Regions from separate parts of the Homo sapiens genome. Here region 1 is linked to region 2. A link is a contact called in ENCODE Hi-C or POLR2A ChIA-PET data. All regions are on one chromosome and are shown on one strand. The core of a region is the stretch at or near the end of the contact, and the rest is flanking DNA. Distances in the headings are between cores, read along the strand shown. Region 1 holds the start of LINC01144 (long intergenic non-protein coding RNA 1144). Region 2 overlaps ZSWIM5 (zinc finger SWIM-type containing 5).

Region 1 (4,550 bases), core at 293-2,792, 250 kb before region 2:
CCGTCCAGAAAGGCGGGGACAACTCGAAGTGGGGAGGGGGCTTCCAGGTCGCAGGTAGCTGAGAGACAAATGGTTGCATTATTTTGTTTCTGACAAGCCTCTCCAAAGGAGGCAATCAGGTATGTGTCTATCTCAGCGAGCAGAGGAGTGACTGAATAAAATGGGAGGCAGGTTTGCCCTGAGTAGTTCCCAGCTTGACTTTTCCCTTCAGCTTAGTGATTTGTGGGGCCCCAAGATTTCCCACAAGTGAAAGGAAAATATCTCAATCCCCCGCCCCAAATCACCAAGCTCAAAGGAAAATTCAGGTTGGGAACTGCTCAGGCCACACCTGCCTCCCATTCTATTCAGTCACCCCTCTGCTCATGATGAACAGGATGCTGCTGAACCCTGGGGTCGCTGGGGCCTTAAATGACTTTGATGATGAGAGACTGGGCATGGAGAGCTAGAGGCCCTCATCTCCCTTCCCCAGCGAGTCGGAAGCGTCCCCATTACTAGTTCCTAGAATATGCTGAGATGTCTCAGGTTGCGGTGTGCAGCTGGGAGTTGCAGCCTGGCAGGAGGCCCAGGTTTTAGCCTGTGAACCGGGGCCCTGCTATGTAGGCCAGGGTGGCTCTGACCTGGCACTCTGTGGGGCCAGGGCAGACATAGCAGCAAAGGCCATGGGGTCACAAAGAGAGAGACTGCAGAAGGATCAGGAGTAACAGGCATAATGGGGCTATTCTTCCCTAGGCCTGAACACTGGGAAGGCACTGGCAGGGCCCCGGTTTTGATGGTGGATTCTTGGAGTAGGGGCCTTGGTAATAGGGCTCTGAGTGCTGGGGCAGAATGGGCTATCTTGACCCTTCATAGTCAGGGTCCCAAGTGGGCAATCCTGGAGCCTCCAGGTCTTTGGTCCAGCGGCGGGGTTTTCCACTCAAGGGCCACAGGTACAGACAAGCAGAGCAGAAACAGCCCCCCCGGCCTTTCACTTCCCACCTGCTCCCGAGGGAGAGAGTAAGGTTTCTGGGGGTAAGTGGGGGCTATCTGAAAGAAAAGGGTGATTTTGGCTGGGGCTCGGTGCCCTACAAGAGCCCTTGCTTGACTTTGACGCAAGGCACAGACTGGGCTCTGAAGGGGCAGGCTGGGGGGTAGACGTCGTCATGGATGTTGGATCTCCCTTCCGGCCATGGCCCAAGTACGACCCCTGTTCCCTTAAAGTCAGGACCTCGCAGAACTTTCGCAAGATGGGTCCTCGGAGTCTGCCCGCGATTGCGCTCCCAAGGGGTGCCGCTGCCGAGGGTAGGCGCGCCAGTCGAGATCAAAGCGGATGGGATGACGCCACTGGAGGGCGCGCGGGGCCGCGGGGCAGGGTGGTGCTCCTGCTGCAGGTTTCAGGCCTCTTCTGCCTTCTACAGCCGCCAGGTCAGCAGAGGCGGAGGCCCGGGCTGTGGATGGCCGAGGAGCCGAACTCGTGAAGCCACGTTCCTCCTGCAGCTCTTAACCCAGGCGCGGCGGCTCGCCGGGCCGCTCCCCTTACTCCGAAACCGTGAGCCTCAGCCCTTCCCTCTCTCCCCAATCCCAGGGGGCGCCGGCGGACACCCCAGAAACCCACGCGCTCTCGTTCCTGGTCCCGCCCCCTCTACGTTCCCTCCCCCTCTACGTTCCCTCCCCTTTTCCTTCCAGAGGCGGCGGCCCCGGAAGCTCCCGCCATTCTGGACCCGCCCCCTCCAAGCTCCCGCCCCTTTCCCTTCCTGTGGAGGCGGCCTCGGAAGCTCCCGTCTTTCTGGACCCGCCCCTTCCCCACCCTGCTCCGCCCTCGGCCCCGGCCCCCGCTCCGAGCTCCCTTAGCTCTAAGCGGTTCCGGAAGCTCCCGCCTTTCTGGACACGCCCCTGCCTCCCCCACAGGATTCCGACTCTCTCCCGGCTCGTCGAGGGCTTGACATTTTACCGGGGGGTGGCCCAGAAAAACCTCGTAGAGATGGTGACTTTAAAAAATTCTTTTTCGGCTAGGTGCGGTGACTCACGCCTGTAATCCCAGCGCTTTGGGAGGCCGAGGCGGGCGGATCACTTGAAATCACGAGTTCGAGATCCGCCTGGCCAACATGGTGAAACCCCGTCTCTACAAAAATACAAAAATTAGCCGGGCGTAGTGGCGCAGGCCTGTGGTCCCAGCTACTCGGGAGGTTGAGGTGGGAGGATCGCCCGAGCTGGGGGAGGTTAAGGCTGCAGTGAGCTGTGATCGCGCCACTGCACTCCAGCCTGGACGACAGGGCAAGATTGTGCCTTAAAAATAAAAACTTGTTTTGGTAAAATACACATAATATTTACCATATGTACTTTTTTTTTTTTTTTAAATGGAGTCTGGTTCTGTTGCCCAGACTGGAGTGCAGTGGCACACCACTGGGTTCAAGCGATTCTCGTGTCTCAGCCACCCATGTAGCTGGGATTACAGGCATGCGCCACCACGCTGGGCTAATTTTTGTCTTTTTAGTAGAGATGGGGGTTTCTGCCATGTTGGCCAGGCTGGTCTGGAACTCGTGGCCTCAGGTGATCTGCCTGCCTTGGCCTCCCAAAGTGCTGGGATTACAGGCTGAGCCACCGTGCCCGGCCCTACCATGATTTTTTTTTTTTTTAAACAGAAGTCTTGCTCTGTCGCCCAGGCAATGGCACGATCTCGGCTAATTGCATCCTCCGCCTCCGGGGTTCAAGTGATTCTCCTGCCTCAGCTTCCAGAATAGCTGGGATTACAGGCACCTGCACCATGCCCAGTTAATTTTTGTATTTTTGGTAGAGAGGGAGTTTCGCCATGTTGGCCAGGCTGGTCTCGAACACTTGACCTCAGGTGATCACCTGCCTTGGCCTCCCAGAGTGCTGGGATTACAGGTGTCAGCCACTGCGCCCAGCCTACCATGGTATTTTTAATGGCCACGTAATACCCTGTGTGTGTTATATTGTGTGGATGTGTTATATTAATTTAACCAGCCCCCTATTGATTAACATTGTAGCTGTTTATAAAATGGTGTAGTAAACATCCTTTCTGTAGGTCTTTGTGCACATATGGAGTATATTTGTAGGCTGATTTCTTGGAAGTAGAATTGTTGGGGTAAAAGCTATGTGTGTGTTTAATTTATGATTTTACCTATTTACCCTCCCACTAGTGACTTGTTTAGCTACATTTATTCAAATTGTCTGCACTCGCTTTCTCCACAACCTTACCTCCTACTCACTCCACAACTCATTCTAATTTGGCTTCTCTCTATCACTGCACCTTCAAAGGCTCTAAGGTCACCAATGATCTTCATGTTGTCCTATGGACAATCTTCAGATCTCATTTCACTGCTTCTCTAAAAGACTTCATACAGTTGACCATTCTCTCCTTTGTGAAACATTCTTCTCCCAGCTTTCATAGTGCCACATTCGCCTGGTTTTGCTCTAGCCATGTTGTCTTTCCTCTGCCCACTCTGAAATGTTGGTGCTGCTCAGAGCTTTGGTTACCATCTACATGCAGTTGATCCACACAGTGAAGTCTCCCTTCCTAACCTTTATTCAACTGCTTATTTGTCATCTTGAGTTGAATGTCCCACAGGGACCTCAAATCAATCATACCCAACATTATCCTCCCCCTTCTCATGCTCCCATCTCAGTAGCTGTTCCACTGCTCTCCTAGCCAGAAACCTACAGGTCTGGTTACTTGAATGTCCCTATTCCTCAATGCGCACCTCTAGTCAATCACCATGGCCCTGCCCATTCTATTTCCATAATCCTTTTCCCTTTTTTTTTTCTTTTGAGACAGGTTCTCGCTCTGTTGCCCAGGCTGGAGTGTAGTGGTGCAATCATGCCTCACTGTAACCTCAACCTCTCCAGCTCCTCCTGCCTTAGCCTCCCGAGAAGCTGGGAAGCTGGGACCACAGACACACCACCATGCCTGGCTAATTTTCCTTTTTTTTTTTTTTTTTTTTTTGAGACGGAATCTCGCTCTGTCACCCAGGCTGGAGTGCAGTGGCGTGGTCTCAGCTCGCTGCAAGCTCCGCCTCCTGGGTTCATGCCATTCTCCTGCCTCAGCCTCCTGAGTAGCTGGGACTACGGGCGCCTGCCACCACGCCTGGCTAATTTTTTGTATTTGTAGTAGAGATGGGGTTTCACCGTGTTAGCCGGGATGGTCTCAATCTCCTGACCTTGTGATCCGCCCACCTCGGCCTCCCAAAGTGCTGGGATTACAGGCGTGAGCCGCTGCGCCCGGCCAATTTTCCATTATTTCTTACCAACGGTCACCTTTCTTTTCCTCCCTTTGTCCCCACCACCTTCTGTACCACCTGGACACTGCAATGATATTCTAATTCTAATTGCCTCCCTGGCTTTAGGCTTGCTACTCTTTTTTTTTTTTTTTTTTTTTTTTTGAGGCAGGGTCTCACTTTGTACCCCAGGCTGGAGTGCCCTGGCGTGATCTCAGTTCGTTGTGGCCTTGACCCCCTGGGTTGAAGTGGTAGGCTTGCTACTCTTTAAACCAGCTTCCACCCTGTAGCCAGAGTTAACTTTGAGAAATGCAGATCTAATTATGTTACTATCCTGCT
Region 2 (4,631 bases), core at 1,428-3,927:
TCAAACTCCTGGGATCAAGAAATACTTCCACCTCAGCCTCCCAAGTAGCTGGGATTACAGGCAGAGGCTATCACACTCAGCCAATTCTAATTTTTTGTAGAGGTAGGGTCTCACTATGTTGCCCAGGCTGATCTCAAACTCCTGGCTTTGTGATCCTCCACCTCAGCCTCCCCAAGCACTGGTATTACAAGCATGAGACACTGTACCAAGCCAACACTTTTTTTTAAGTTGTAGGAAAATATGCTTCTGGATACTGATAACAGTCTTGTGAGTGATGTTTTATACAGGCAACTAGTAGGATTTTTTGCTTTGTCTCTTTCTCAGGGTTGTAATTGTATTGAAACAAATTTATAAGGATGTAATTAATAAGACAGAAAACTCATTTGTAACTTATAGGTGAAAGTACTTGTGCTCACTTTCTAGGGATCCTTTTTTTTTTTTTTTTTTTTTGAAACAGAGTCTCGCTCTGTCGCCCAGGCTGGAGTGCAGTAGTTCAATCTTGGCTCACTGCAACCTTTGCCTCCTGGACTCAAGAGATTCTCTTGCCTTGGCCACCTGAGTAACTGGGATTATAGGCACACACTATGATGCCTGGCTAATTTTTTGTATTTTTAGTAGAGATGGGGTTTCACCATGTTGGCCAGGCTGGTCTCGAACTCCTGACCTCAAGCAATCCACCTGCCTCCGCCTCCCAAAGCACTGGGATTACAGGAATGAGCCACCGCACCCGGCCAGGATCCCCTTCTTAATATCAAAATGCCTAGGAAATTGGAACTCCTCCAGGACTAGAATTAGCACCCTGTTTCTTTACCTCTTAAGCCTCTCATCTCACCTAATCTGTTTTCCATTCCTATTATCCTATTGATTTTGCCATTCCTAAGGTCACCAGAGTTCTTCTGAAGTTGCCAGATTTAGTAGCTTCTTTTTTTGGTCCTCTTTTTTACCTGTGAAGATTAAATATGAAAATCTGTTTCTACACTATAGATGAAAAGCCCTTCTTAAACTGTAAAATAAATGTTACTATAATCCCCTAAAGAGTCACTGTTGTAAGTATCAGTTCCTTTTTTCTTTTTTTTTTTTTTTTTGTTTGAGACGGAGTTTCACTCTTGTTGCTCAGGCTTGAGTGCAATGGCGGGATCTCAGCTCACTGCAACCTCCGCCTCCCAGATTCAACCGATTCTCCTACCACAGCCTCCCAAGTAGCTGGGATTACAGGCATGCACCAACACACCTGGCTAATTTTTTGTATTTTTAGTAGAGACGGGGTTTCTCCATGGCAGTCAGGCTGGTCTTGAACTCCCGACCTCAGGTGATCCGCCCACCTCAGCCTCCCACAGGGCTAGGATTACAGGAGTGAGCCACTGCACCCAACACATAATATAGTTTCTTTTTCATGGTACATTTAAAAAATTGAATTGAAAAAATAGAAATGAGGGTTTTTTCTTTTTTTTTTTTCCCATCACCCATGCTGGAGTGCAGTGGTGTGATCTCGGCTCACTGTAACTTCCACCTCCTGGGCTCAAACAATCCTCCCACCTCAGCCTCCTGAGTAGCTGGGACCAGCTGGGTGCATACCACCATGCCCAGCTAATTTTTTGTATTTTTGGGAGAGACAGGGTTTCACCATGTTGCCCAGGCTGGTCTCAAACTCCTGAGCTCAAGTGATCTGCCCTCCTTGGCCTGCCAAAGTGCTGGGATTATAAGTGTGAGCCACAGCACCCAGCCAGAAATTAATTTTCATCTTCAATTAATATCTGAAATTGAGGCTAAGATGGCTTTTCAAAACATTCCTATTTGGCTTTGAGAGGCTTTGAAATAGTGTCCAAATGTACTTCTATCCATGGATGTAACTACATCCTAAAGGATGTTTATATTAAGACATACTGCAGCCAGCCATGGTGGCTCACGCCTGTAATCCCAGCACTTTGGGAGGCCAAGGCGAGTGGATCACCTGAGGTCAGGAGTTCTAAACAAACCTAGCCGACATGGTGAAACCTCATCTCTACTAAAAATACAAAAATTAGCCGGGCATGGTGGCGGATGCCTGTAATCCCAGCTACTAGGGTTGGGGGTGGGGTGCGAGGGGGGGCGCTGAGGCTGGAGAATTGCTTGAACTCAGGAGGTGGAGGTTGCAGCAGTGAGCCAAGATCGCCCCATCTCACTCCAGCTTGGGGGGCAAGAGCGAGACTTTGTCTCAAAAAAAAAAAAAAATCCCAAGAAAGTAATGGTTTTAAGGCATCACAAGTTATCAGCAGTTTGAAAATCCAAGTCCAAATAAATTATTTTTCTTGGATAAGCAAATACCAAGATTCTACTATGTGCTAGGTAATATGCTAGACCCTTTACAAAGGTTATCTCATTAAATTCTCACAATATCCCTACAAAGTAGGTATTTTTATGATCTCAGTTTTACAATTGAATGATTTGATGAAGCTCAGGAAGTTCAGCTAAGCAAAAAAATAAAACCTTTTCTGACTTCCTCGCTTCCAACCATGTCCTTGTGTTAAATGCCCTTCCTCTATGCTGCTTTCATACCCTGAACATATCTTTATCTTAATACTTATCATATTCAAATGGAATTATGTTTATTTATCTGTCTCCCTCACTAGACAGTTCCTCAAGGGTAGGAACAGTGTCTGCTTTATTCACCAGCACAGAGCCTTAACATAGGAGGCTCTTAATAAATATTTATTACACTGCAGATTTGAGCTCAGAGTTCAAGCCTAAATCTGTCTTTATATCACAGGCACACAGATTGAAATAAGATAGTCACTCTACTTTAAGGAAGTGTTGGGAAGGAAAAACAAGCCAGTTCTGAAAATCTTAGCAAGTTTTTTATATTAAGAAAAGATAATGCTTTGGAAACTTTCTCTACCATCTAAAAATGAAACTGAAACATTAAGGCTTACACACACATCAAAGGAGAGATGTTAAGAATATGGGTTGCTTTATTTTCCAGGGGCTTTATGGGTGTGCATAATTTTAAATCCACACTGCAAACTGGAGGAGAAATCCTGCTGGCTGCAGCAGCTGCAGAAGTGGAGCGACCTGGATGTCTGTCCCCTGGAGGATGGAAACTATGGACATGAGCTGCCCAACATCACCAATGCACTTCCCCAGAGTGCCATTCACAGCCCAGGTGAGCCAAGTGTCCTTTTAGGCTCTTTGTACCTGGAACTTCAAAAGGTGGGAGGGTAAACCCTAGAACAATGGTAGCTGGATAGCCTTTTAGCTGTCAGAATTGCCATTCTAAATAAGAAAAGCCTGTGTTTTTATTCATCTTGAAATGCCGAACCTTAAGTAAGGATAAGCTTTTATCTTTGACATTGAGTTGCTGTCCTTTTCCACATCTAGAGTGTCCTTACAGTGCCCAGCATAATGTCCTAGAGCCTCTGCGTGACTCCTGGTCTACTCTTCTGGTTCTTCATGTCTAATGTATTAAATATCTTGGCTTCAGTTGGGGTTGGTTTTAGCTGAGACCTAACTTAGGGGAGGAACAAAAGACCTGTAAGAAGCAATTTTAAAAAGTGTCCTGACCATAGCTTTTCTTACTTCTGTTTTCCTCAAATTTTTATACAGCAAATAGCTGGGTGGGATCATCCTCCCATATTATTGGTAGGATTCCTGCCCCATTTTAAGACACATCCAGTACAGTGATACCATACCCTCCACCCTTTGAGCCCACTCGCCTACAGACATCACTTGACATCAGCATTCGTATCAGTTTTAGTTCAACTAATTCAGTCTATTTGATGTTGTCAATTGATTATTCTTTAGCCTATTGAGAGCCTTTATTGGTAGAAGATTTTATCAGACACTGATTTTACAATTGGTTCCTTTTATTTTATTTTATTTGGAGACAAGGTCTCACTCTATCCCCCAGGCTGGAGTGCAGTGGCGCGATCTTGGCTCACTGCAACCTCTGCCTCCAGGGTTCAAGCAATTCTCATGCCTCAGCCTCCCGAGTAGCTGGGATTTCAGGTGTGAGAGCCACCACGCCCGGCTAATTTTTGTATTTTTAGTAGAGATGGGGTTTTGCCATGTTGGCCAGCCTGGTCTTGAACTCCTGACCCCAGGTGATCTGCCCACCGTCAGCCTCTCAGAATGCTGGGATTACAGGCATGAGCCACTGCGCCTGGCAGTTCCTTTTATTTCAAATAACTCTATTGGTATTTTCAGTCTCAAGGAGGAAATCATGAAAATTTTTGTTTTTGTTTGGTCTTATTCTGTACCATAATTAGTTGTCAGTATATTTAAGACAACTAAGGTAATGAAAGAGGTAAAGGCTACAATTTTGCCACTTCTTTACCCTTTCCTGGCATTCATCTAGCTTCCACAACACAGGAAGCCATCTCTTTGATAGTGGCTTTGGATAGCATAGAGAGGGTCAAATGCATACAAACACATGCTTTGTTCTGTTGCCCAGGCTGGAGTGCAGTACTGCGATCTCGGCTCACTGCAACCTCTGCCTCCCAGGTTCAAGCAATTCTGCTGCCTCAGCTTCCCGAGTAGTTGGGACTACAGGCGTGGGCCACCACACCTGGCTAATTTTTGTATATTTAGTAGATACAGGGTTTCACCATATTGGCCAGGCTGGTGTCAAACTCCTCAAGTGATCTGCCCGTCTTGGC

What was found. Hi-C counts contacts between places; a loop is a spot of excess contacts on that map. ChIA-PET counts read pairs that join two places held with the same protein, here RNA polymerase II (POLR2A). Pooled maps may share reads with other maps.
Region 1: a pooled map shows a loop between it and region 2 (6-fold over the local background). The contact joins the promoter of LINC01144 here to the enhancer-like site in region 2. A Hi-C loop is called at or near these places in 2 of 37 single-sample maps with no recorded cell type and 8 of 50 pooled maps. POLR2A ChIA-PET finds 5 or more read pairs at or near these places in 16 of 52 experiments (A673, CD4-positive, alpha-beta T cell, CD4-positive, alpha-beta memory T cell and 12 more).

The regions. Positions count from the first base shown.
Region 1 is chr1:45,300,902-45,305,451 of GRCh38, reverse strand. LINC01144 (long intergenic non-protein coding RNA 1144) reads right to left here and starts at 1,542. Exons shown (of 1, transcript NR_024270.1): 1 at 1-1,542. It overlaps LOC105378691 (a long non-coding RNA gene), which reads left to right and starts at 1,706. Exons shown (of 3, transcript XR_947287.4): 1 at 1,706-1,960. RefSeq lists enhancers at 1,210-1,449, 1,910-1,969 and a silencer at 1,640-1,819.
Region 2 is chr1:45,049,582-45,054,212 of GRCh38, reverse strand. ZSWIM5 (zinc finger SWIM-type containing 5) reads left to right here. Exons shown (of 14, transcript NM_020883.2): 5 at 2,960-3,139. Among named protein-coding and RNA genes, the nearest start is that of UROD, 40 kb to the right of the region's middle. Within about 2 kb of position 2,677, at least 2 of the 41 ENCODE cell types and tissues checked have a DNase peak (open chromatin) inside an H3K27ac peak, as active enhancers do.